Linked DNA regions of Homo sapiens: region 1 is linked to region 2. The links are chromatin loops, found by intact Hi-C in ENCODE. Cell type or tissue: pancreas. All regions are shown on one strand.

What was found. Hi-C counts contacts between places; a loop is a spot of excess contacts. Peaks named below come from ENCODE experiments on the same cell type or tissue, not always from the same donor. Only the 100,000 strongest peaks of a DNase experiment are listed, where the experiment ranks them.
Region 1: it touches region 2 in a loop (4-fold over the local background); 95 of 110 quality-filtered maps call a loop at or near these places.

Annotation. Positions count from the first base shown.
Region 1 is chr18:35,003,118-35,008,117 of GRCh38, reverse strand. It overlaps a transcript of MAPRE2 not described here. Among named protein-coding and RNA genes, the nearest start is that of MAPRE2, 36 kb to the left of the region's middle. In pancreas, a CTCF peak has its summit at 1,961 (motif pointing left); no DNase peak of the experiment used is centred here.
Region 2 is chr18:35,153,871-35,158,870 of GRCh38, reverse strand. No RefSeq gene overlaps it. Among named protein-coding and RNA genes, the nearest start is that of ZNF397, 85 kb to the left of the region's middle. RefSeq lists an enhancer at 4,860-4,959. In pancreas, no CTCF peak of the experiment used is centred here; a DNase peak (open chromatin) is centred at 2,970.

The sequences.
Region 1 (5,000 bases), 150 kb after region 2:
AGAAGTGACACCCAGTAAAGGAATCTCAGGAACCACTTAATAGCAGATAGGATTACTCATTCAAGGAAATGATCAATACAGCTTTCCCTAGGGGATTGGTTTCAGAACCTTCCTTCCCCCACAAGAATCCATTCATGCTCAAGTCCCCCAGTTGGCCCACTGAATCCAGCAATATGAAAAGCTGGCTGCCTTTGGCTTCATATACCGATGAATACTGTATTTTCAGTTTACTTTTGGTTGCGGATCTGGAATCCACGGATATGGAAGTTTGACTGCATTTATTGAAAAAAAAAAATCACTTATAAGTAAGCCCGTGCAGTTCAAACCCATGTTGTTCAAGGGTCAACTGTACTAGTTCCTGAAAGGGTTAAATAAAGGAGGGTGCAACCCAGAAGGGATATAGAGAGAAGGGAGAGGGACTAATGATGGTTCTCTCTTTGGTTCTCTGCCATCTCCTACCAACTTAACCCATCTCTGTTATCTATCATGGATGCGCAAATGATGGCCTGCAGGCCAAGTATAGTCCATTGCCTGTTTTTGTAAATAGCTTTACTGAACACAGCCAAGGCCATCTCTTTATGTGTTATCTTTGTCTGTTTTCACACTACAATGAGTTGAACAGTTTAGACTGAGACTTGTATGACCAGCAAGGCAAAAAATATTTACAATTTGGCTCTTTAAAAACACATTTGTCCCATACCCCCATATATAAGGAGATTTAGAAAGCAACACCCTATTTAGATAGTGGGCCACCTTTTCCTGTTACTTTTTCTTCACCAGCCTGGAAGATAGGATGATCATATAATTTATCATCCAAAATGAAACGTTTTGAGGGTGAAAGGCAGTGCTAACTAGACTATTTTCCAGGAACACAGACTTGAACCAGGATTGCCTCATACAGACCCGACATATGGACCACCTACTATAAGGGCTAGCAGTACAAGATCAGTTTTCAAAGGGCACTTATGATCCGCAGCTATAGACACAGAAAGCTTAGGTGGTTTCTCTTCCTGGTTCTTCCTATTTCTAATGCCCTCAGGTACCTTTCCACTGAGCCCTGTCCCAACTCTGTCCTAGAGCCTGCTCTGGCCCCTGAATATTCCAGCTGTTGGAACATCATGCAGGGTACCATATCTCCACTTTGTTTGCTTGTTTTAGATGGAGTCTTGCTCTGTCACCCAAGCTGGAGTGCAGTGGCACGATCTTGGCTCACTGCAACCTCTGCCTCCTGGGTTCAAGTGATTCTTGTGCCTCAGCCACCCGAGTAGCTGGTATTACAGGTATGCACCACAATGCCCAGCTAGTTTTTATATTTTTAGTAGAGACAGGGTTTTGCCATGTTGGCCAGAGTGGTCTTTAACTCCTAACCTCTGGTAATGTGCTCACCTCAGCCTACAAAAGTGCTCCATATTTCCACTTTCACTAGAGCAACAGGAGAAAACATCTATTCTTCCACACTAAATAAACTAATTGTTCCAAGTCAATACAGTGAATTTTATACCTGCAAATTTTAATATCAAGACAACTTCTTAAAATGCTATTAAGTGGAAGAATTTCAGTTTCTCTTCTCAAATATTTAAAAAGTGACCACCAGTCATAGCATTTATTACAATGAGGCCCCAAAACAAATATGGTATATTATTCATGATTTGAGCTTTTAATAGTCACCATTACTGTTTAGAGAATTACTATTCAAGAATGAGGTTTCTAATTTTATCATTCCAGAATTTTTTTTTGAAAGAAGAAAACACATACGTCCCCACACACTTTTTTTTTAAGTAAAAATGTTTGATGCTGTGGAGAAATAGGAGTAAAATAAAAGATGTTTAGAGTACCTTTGATGAAATATAGGATGTTACACCACACTTTGTGAGACTATTCTGTGTGAACAATAATAGCTTGTAGCTTGGGACCTCTCTGAATGGCTTTCCAAACATTGCCATCTGGTGGAATTTCAGTTAATTGTTCCTTTGTTCTAAGGGCTCCTGGAGGTGACTCTTGAAGACATTACTTACAGAGACTTAGAGTAATAGTTCGAAATAACTGAAGGTCAAAATGATTGCATCTCAAAGACAAATCCCAGACAGAAAAAAATGAGGCTTTCCAGGTTCGTCATCTCTGTCACAGACATGCTCGCACGCTCGCACGCTCTCACTCTGTCTCTCTTTCTGCCTCTCAAAGCCAACAGAGTGGCTTTCTTGATTCTTAACAATATCAAATAAAAATCATTTATTTATAAATAGCGATGTCATGAGTTCATTTTGACCATATCTTGATATTCTACCCTCCCCACCTATCATAAGATTTTTCAAAATTAAACTTTAATTAATTGGCTTGACCATTTTTGGAGGAATTACTAATAGCAATTAATTAGCCCTTCGTACACTTGGGAAATGGAATTTGATTTGAAAAATAGTGTTTTAAAAGAGCATATTTACTCAAATATCGGCTTTAATTGTGTACTGGAATTTTGAAAATAAATTTGTTACAATGACAATATTACTACTCACTTTAAATTAATTTTTAAGCAAGGAGTCATGCAACGTAATTTATATAAACCTTACCTTGAGCATCCAGGCTTTCTCCCTGGCTGTTGAAATGAACTGTTCCTCTGGGAAACAGGACACTGGGATAGTAAAAATGGAAGAAAAAAAGAGTGCAAGCATTTAATATGATGAAAATATGGAAGCAAAGAGTTATAATTTAGTTTAGTGGGTGTGGCCAGCAATGGAAAAAATTAAAGAAAAAATACACGCCAAATATCCAAAAGTCAATCAATCTTACCATATGAAAGTGATTAAGTCAGCCAGACAATAGAATTATACTCTCAATATATATTATTAGATCAATTCTTATATTGATTAATAGTTGATAAAAATTTAGTATAATGTCAGTCCTATGAAAATATTTTTTCTTTTGTTTTTCCCCTGCCCTGATAGTCTGATGTGACGGGAATCATGTCGGCGGATAACCCCAAGGAGCAGTGCCTCTAGTGGGGTATCAAATACCAACATCAATTAAAGTACTGAATTCCCCAAACTTAGGTTTAACCAGGTTTTATATTTAGTATCAACACAGGCTTTTTCTAGTCAAAAAGATTTTTAATTTCAACAGGATAAGCATTATAAACGACTTTAAAATGTACATACCAATAAGCAGTAATTTAGTAATTTACTTTCTTTTCTTTTTTTTTTTTTTTGGAGATGGAGTCTCGCTCTGTCGCCCAGGCTGGAGTGCAGTGGCGCGATCTCGGCTCACTGCAGGCTCTGCCTCCTGGGCTCACGCCATTCTCCTTCCTCAGCCTCCCGAGTAGCTGGGACTACAGGCGCCCGCCACCATGCCCGGCTAATTTTTCTGTATTTTTAGTAGAGACGGTGTTTCACCGTGTTAGCCAGGGTGGTCTCGATCTCCTGACCTCGCGATCCGCCTGCCTTGGCTTCCCAAAGTGCTGGGATTACAGGCGTAAGCCACCGTGCACAGCCAATTGACTTTCTTTATATGAATTACCTATTTATTTTCAAAATATGCTTTGACTAAATGAGGCAGTAAGACAGTAAACTGATGAGGGACAAATCCAATTCTGGAGGCTAAGAAATGGAGGAGTCTGAGTTTGCTTTGAGAATCAAGTGTTTGGGGGATGAACGGTTACGGAGGAGGTTGCTATGTTTCAACTGGATGCTGCTATGAATGACCTGACTTGCATATACATATGAGCCTTAACTCTCTTCCCCACTTTCCACCTAAGCCCTACATTGCTCTTCTGTGTTTTCTATGACCATTTCAGAAATGACTTGGTGTTTATTTAGCTTAAAATCATTGTGTAAAAATAAAATATTTGTGATAGATCCAACATGATGTGATTATTCCGAGACACAGGTCTGGAGATGTTGCTGGTAGAATTATTATTTTTTTTAATTAAAAGGGAGGAGGTGGCATTTTATAGTTTTTCTCTAAGGGAAAAAGGAGATGTTTAGTTAAAAAAAGGTGAAAAACAAAATGGCAAGAGTCAAGAGAATAAAAGTAAAGGTGACAACTGAATTGTTATACTACTCAGTGAAGGATCTCAAAAATAATTAATAAACTTGGGCTTGTTTAAAAATCAGAAAACTTAACATGAATGGTGTACATAGTGTCAATAACTAAATTAAGATATATTGACTACAATCTAAGTTTTTTCCTTCAGATACAATAAGTTGAATTTCCTTACATATTTTGCAGCAGAATTTAATTTTACGAATACGTTATATCTTTCTACAACTGAATGATAGTTGATAAACCTAAATTCAGATTTTAACAATATTGGTTCCCATCCATGTCAGTTTCTATTCTTAAGTCCTTCAATTTTCCAGAAAGTTCAACTGAATCAGAATGAAATTTTCATTTATCTACTTTATTTAATAGTACCCAGTAGCTGTGCAAGCCACTGGCCACCAAGCTACGAAGCAGGAACATAAGGTTTCTAGTTTATCTATAAAGCAGATAATTAGCCCTTAGAAAATTCAGAATTGTCTGTATACAATTGGCCTTTTTCTATTTTCTGACAACGGTCCATTGCTAGGTTTTCCAGCAGCCGCAATGGATCAGTTTGGAGAAGAATGACATTATTTATTGAACACCTTATGCACCAGTCATTTCACATATTTTATCTAATTTAATCCTCAAAACTATCTTATTATAAATGAAGAAACAGAGGCTCAGAGTAGTGGGGCAATTTGCCCAATATCATGCAGCTAGAAAGGGATAGATTTTAATTGAGTCTGGCAGACCAGTATCTATCTCCTTTCTCTTTCATCTGTATGTCCACACTAAAATACCTTAATAGCAGTCATTTGACATAGATTCGAAATACCTGGAGAGCTTTCACTCCATCATCATAAGTTCAGGACCTAGCATGTGGTAGGTGCTCAAGAAGTCCCAGCCTTGCAAGGATAGAAGTCTAGCCTTCCCATGCAGCCTTTGCTTGTGGGGATAGGAGTGAGGCAAAGCTTGCTCCTGCTGTG
Region 2 (5,000 bases):
AGCACCCAGGAAAGGGACATTTCATTCAAACAACTTTTTTGGGCATCTACTATGTGCTGGGAAGCAGCCTATAAAAAATACTTGCATTTGATTCCTATCCTCCTGCTCCCCACCCCTCCTATCCTCCGCTTCTAGGGTAGGAAAGTTCTGCCTAGCTCAGGTAACTATCCCCTGGGGGCCATGTTGTTTTTCATTGTGTAGTTTATTGGGAATCAGAATTTTTAAGTGCCAGAAGGGATGTCAAAGATTACCTAGTCTCATTCCCTCATTTTACACTTAATTTTATGAAGCTCACCAAAGTGATATGCTCAAATTATTTCACAGCTGTTACAGCATAAATGTGACTCAATTCACATTCTTTTTGCAAAATGCCTGTATAAAATAACAAAATGAAATCTATCCTTCACTGTCAACTACATTGTTCTAGTTATCTATTGCTGTGTCACAAGAAGCCACCCTAAACTTAGTGACTTGAACCAATTTATTATTCTCTTATGGTTCCATGGGATAGCGGGGCAGTTCTTGCTTGAGGTCTCTCCTGTGGTTGCTGTCAGATGGACAGATGCTCGGAGTCATCTGAAGGCCCAAGGGGGCTGGATGTCCAAGTTGGCTTCTTCCCGCACAGGGCTGGCAGGTGATGCTAGCTGTCATCTAGGTGCTCAGCTGGGCTTGGTATTGGATTGTCTTGAAGGTCCCTTCTGTTCTATCAACTTGGGAAAGTTATTCCCTTTCGAGAACCTCACTTCATGAGAATGTGTTGGGTTGCAAGGAAGCGACTCATTTAAGTTACCTCTGACTTATGTTAATTACACATAAATGTGAGCTCTATAAATCTGGTCAACTAGATTCCAGAAAATCGTATTTAAAACCTTCCTTGGTTCTTTCCTGAGTGTTTGCTTTTTCTTCTTTTTTTTTTTAGAGACAGGGTCTTGCTCTGCTTCCCAGGCTGAAGTGCAGTGGCACAATCATAGCTCACTGCAGCCTCAATCTCCTGTGCTCAAGCCATCCTCCTGCCTCAGCCTCCCAAGTAGCTAGGACTACAGGTGTGCATCACCACACCCAGCTAATTTTTACATTTTTTGTAGAAACAGGGTCTTGCTATGTTGACATTGCTGGTCTCAGACTCCTAGCCTCAAGCAATCCTCCTGCCTCAGCCTCCCAAAGTGCTGGGATTACAGGTGGGAGTCCCTGTGCCCAGGCCTCTCTTTTCTTTTGACCACTTTCACCTTTTTTCTATTTCAGAGCAACTGCTCATATATAACATCAGCATGCTGTGATCCTTCCTCGTGGCTTCGTTCCCTGTGCATCCTTTCAAGCTCTGGTATTCACTGCTAAGGTTCTCAATCCTTAGTGCAAATGAGAGGGAAGGGGAGAGCAGAGGGAGGATCTAATTGCCATCAGAGAGGCAGACCATGTGGTCACTTGAAAACCCTAATACTGACTGGCCCTGGGTTAGACGCCCACTCTGAACCACGTAACATGTGGCTGCCTAGGACTGCTCTTGCTGCAGGGCAGTGAAAGCAGTGGGCGGTGTTGAAATGTTTAGCATCAGGCTAAGAAGATTATTATTATAATATCAGTAATATCTGTACTACCTCCCTCACAGGATTGCTATTGAAGCCAAAATTAGTAGTAATAGCTAACTTTGCTTTCTTTGTCCTTTCCTTTTCCTTTTCCATTCCTTTCTTTTTCCCTTCCCTTCCCTTCCCTTCCCTTCCCCTCCCCTCCCCTCCCCTCCCCTCCCCTCCCTTCTCTTCCTTTCCCTTCCTTTCTTTTCCTTTCTTCTTTCTGACAGAGTCTCACACTGTCACCTGGGCTGGAGTGCAGTGGCACGATCTCTGCTCACTGCAACCTCTGCCTCCCAGGTTCAAGCAATTCTCCTGCCTCAGCGTACCGAGTAGCTGAGATTACAGGCGCCCACCATCATGCCCAGCTAATTTTTTGTATTTTTAGTAGAGACAGGGTTTCACCATATTGGCCAGGCTGGTCTCGATCTCCTGACCTTGTGATTCGCCCACCTCGGCCTCCCAAAATGCTGAGATTACAAGCGTGAGCCACTGTGCCCGGCCTTTTGTTTTGGAGACAGAGTCTCACACTCTCACCCAGGCTGGAGTGCAGTGGCGCAATCTCGACTCACGGCAACCTCCGCCTCCTGGGTTCGATTCTCATGCCTTAGCTTCCTGAGTAGCTGGGATTACAGGCGCATGCCACCACACCCAGCCAATTTTTGTATTATTATTTTTTTAGTAGAGATGGGGTTTCACCATGTCGGCCAGGCTGGTCTCAAACTCCTAACCTCAAATGATCCGCCCACCTTGGCCTCCCAAAGTGCTGGGATTAAGGTGTGAGCCACCACGCCTGGCCACCATTTATTAAGTATCGACTATGTGCAAGGTACTTTATACACACCATCTTCACTTATTTTTCAAAACAACTGTGCAAGGTAGGTATCATCTATATGTTCAGATGAGGAAACTGAGGCTCAGAAATTATGTGTAATTTATTTAAAAGGACACAGGTAGAAGTGGTGTAGCTGGAATTGGAATCCAGTTAGGTAATTTTCAAAGCCTGTTCTCTTTCTCCTCTAATAATTATCATCTTTGAAGCCATTTTGCAACCTGTAAAGGGTTTTATAGATATAATAAGATTTTTATTAAAATACTCTCTTTTCCCCTACAGACTTGTGTTTTGACTTAGGAAGCATACCATCTGTCAGTGGGCTTTCTCCAGGACAATTTTAAGGCTTACAGGAGTGTGGAACAGCTAATAGCTTCATATCTATAATCTACACTGAAAATTTCCCTATCAGTGAATTGCCAAGGATAATTGAAAAACCAAAACCAAACGCAAAACAGACTCACAAAAGTCAAACCCTTATGATGCTTCTGGGGAAAAGTGTGACCCGGACCCTGGCACCCCTCCTCCCACCTGCCAGGGGTGGGGTGGCCTGTGGCTTGTGGCCTGGCCGGGCTCCTCAGCCTGTAGCCTGAGAACAGCCCCTCCCCTCCATGTGCTGACTGTTGGGAAAGGAACCGGGTGTTGATCAGCAGCATTCAGTGTCTGTCCTTTAGTAGTTGCCAAGGTCACACTGCCATTCAGTATTTACTAAACTTAGGCTGCAGGGAGTAGCACTTGCAGTACCCTTCCCCTCGCCCCCATCACTGCCCTATGATTCTATAGTTTATCCTGGGATGAAGCCTGACCTCCCAGGAGCTGTTTACATGCACAGACAGCTCCAGTCCCTGGTAGATTGCTTTCGACTGAACCACATCTTGGCATTATATCATCAGGGATAGTTGGAAGCAGTCCTATTACAGTGTTACTGTATTTGCTGTGAGATGTTGTTGAGGTCAGGCTCCCTACATCATTCAATTTCTTCCTAGGAGGTAACGCCAAGAAATATCTGTGCTCCCAAGTAACTGATTTGTTTAAACAGGACCCCTCCTCCACCCACCCCCATCCGCACACACACTGCTCCTGCAAATACCAAAATCCACGGATGTTCAAGTCCCTAGTAAAAACTGGTATGGTATTTGCATACAACCCTCACACATTCTCCCATATACTTTAAATCATATCTAGATTACTTATAATACCTAATGCGATGTAAATGTTAAGTACAGATGCTCTCACTTATAATGAGGTTGCTTCTCAATAAACACATTTTTAAGTCAAAAATTTCATAAGTTGAAAATGCATTCAATATCCTGATAAACTCATCATAAAGACCAAAAATTGTAAGTTTAACCATTGTATATCAGGGACTATATGTAGTTCTAATATTGTATTTTTTAAAAATTTGTATTATTTTCTATTTATTTAAAAATATTTTTGATACATGGTTGATCTGTAGATGTAGACCCTTCAGATACAGAGGGCTGGTTGTACTTTCCTCTCTGTTGGCTACTAGGAAGCACAGAGGTCATTTTTTCTCCTTTAGTCCTAGTAAAGTCTAGAAGACCTCAGGGCATGTGTAAGGCTCCTAACTTTACCTCTGGCTTTGTCTTTTCCCTCCTGCCTTACTTTCCCTTCATGCTGATTTCCTCATTTATATGTAATATACTGCCTTAAAAATATGCAGACAGCTTTAGTTTATTTTTTTGGATTAAGGCAAGACCTAACTTAATGGATTCAGAATACCCCTCTCTATAGAGCTCCATTAGAATAACTTAAAGATCGTTAGATGAGGCTGGGCATGATGGCTCACGCCTAATCCCAGCACTTCAGCCAGCCTGGCCAACATGGTGAAACCCTGCCTCTACTAAAACATACAAAAAATTAGCTGGGTGTGGTGGCATGCACCTGTAGTCCCAGCTACTCAGGAGGCTAAGGCAGGAGAATCACTTGAACCTGGGAGTTGGAGGTTGCAGTGGGCCCAAATTGCACCCCTGCACTCCAGCCTGGGCGACAGAGCAAGAAAAAAAAAAAGGATAATGATATGATATTTTAGGAGTAAAGTTACTTTTGACTCCTGTGCTTCGCCCATAGTTGGTGCTCAGCCTTTAAAAACACTGAAATTGGAAGACAAAACAAAAACATGCCCTATCCCCAACCCTCTGCTTTTTTTAGCTTAAACATTTAATTGGGGTCTTTCTTAGGTAGTGTTAGCCTCTTTCTTGGCTACATATTTTAAATTTAAAGGGAGCCTCTGTTTGGTAATGATCACTTCCTGTTTCTTCTTGAGGAGGCAGTCAACGCTTCAATATACCCATCTTTTTCAGTAAAGAAATGTGATCATGAATGAAACCCTTCCTGTGAAGCAGCAGTCGATTCCCTTTGTGGTTTCCGGGGTTTGGGTTCTCCAGAGGAGCAAGATGAATGGGTGAAATGACCACAGACCTCCATACGATGGATGAAGCCTGGAGTAGAGTGCTGCTCTTGTCCTGCGTGTGGCCTCTGTGGAGTCCCCTTCGCAGGCCCTCTGCCTCATCCACCCTTGGTCAGCCTTCAGCTTCCCATCCAGAGCCTGGGGTCTCCTCTTGCCCATCATAGAAAGCAAG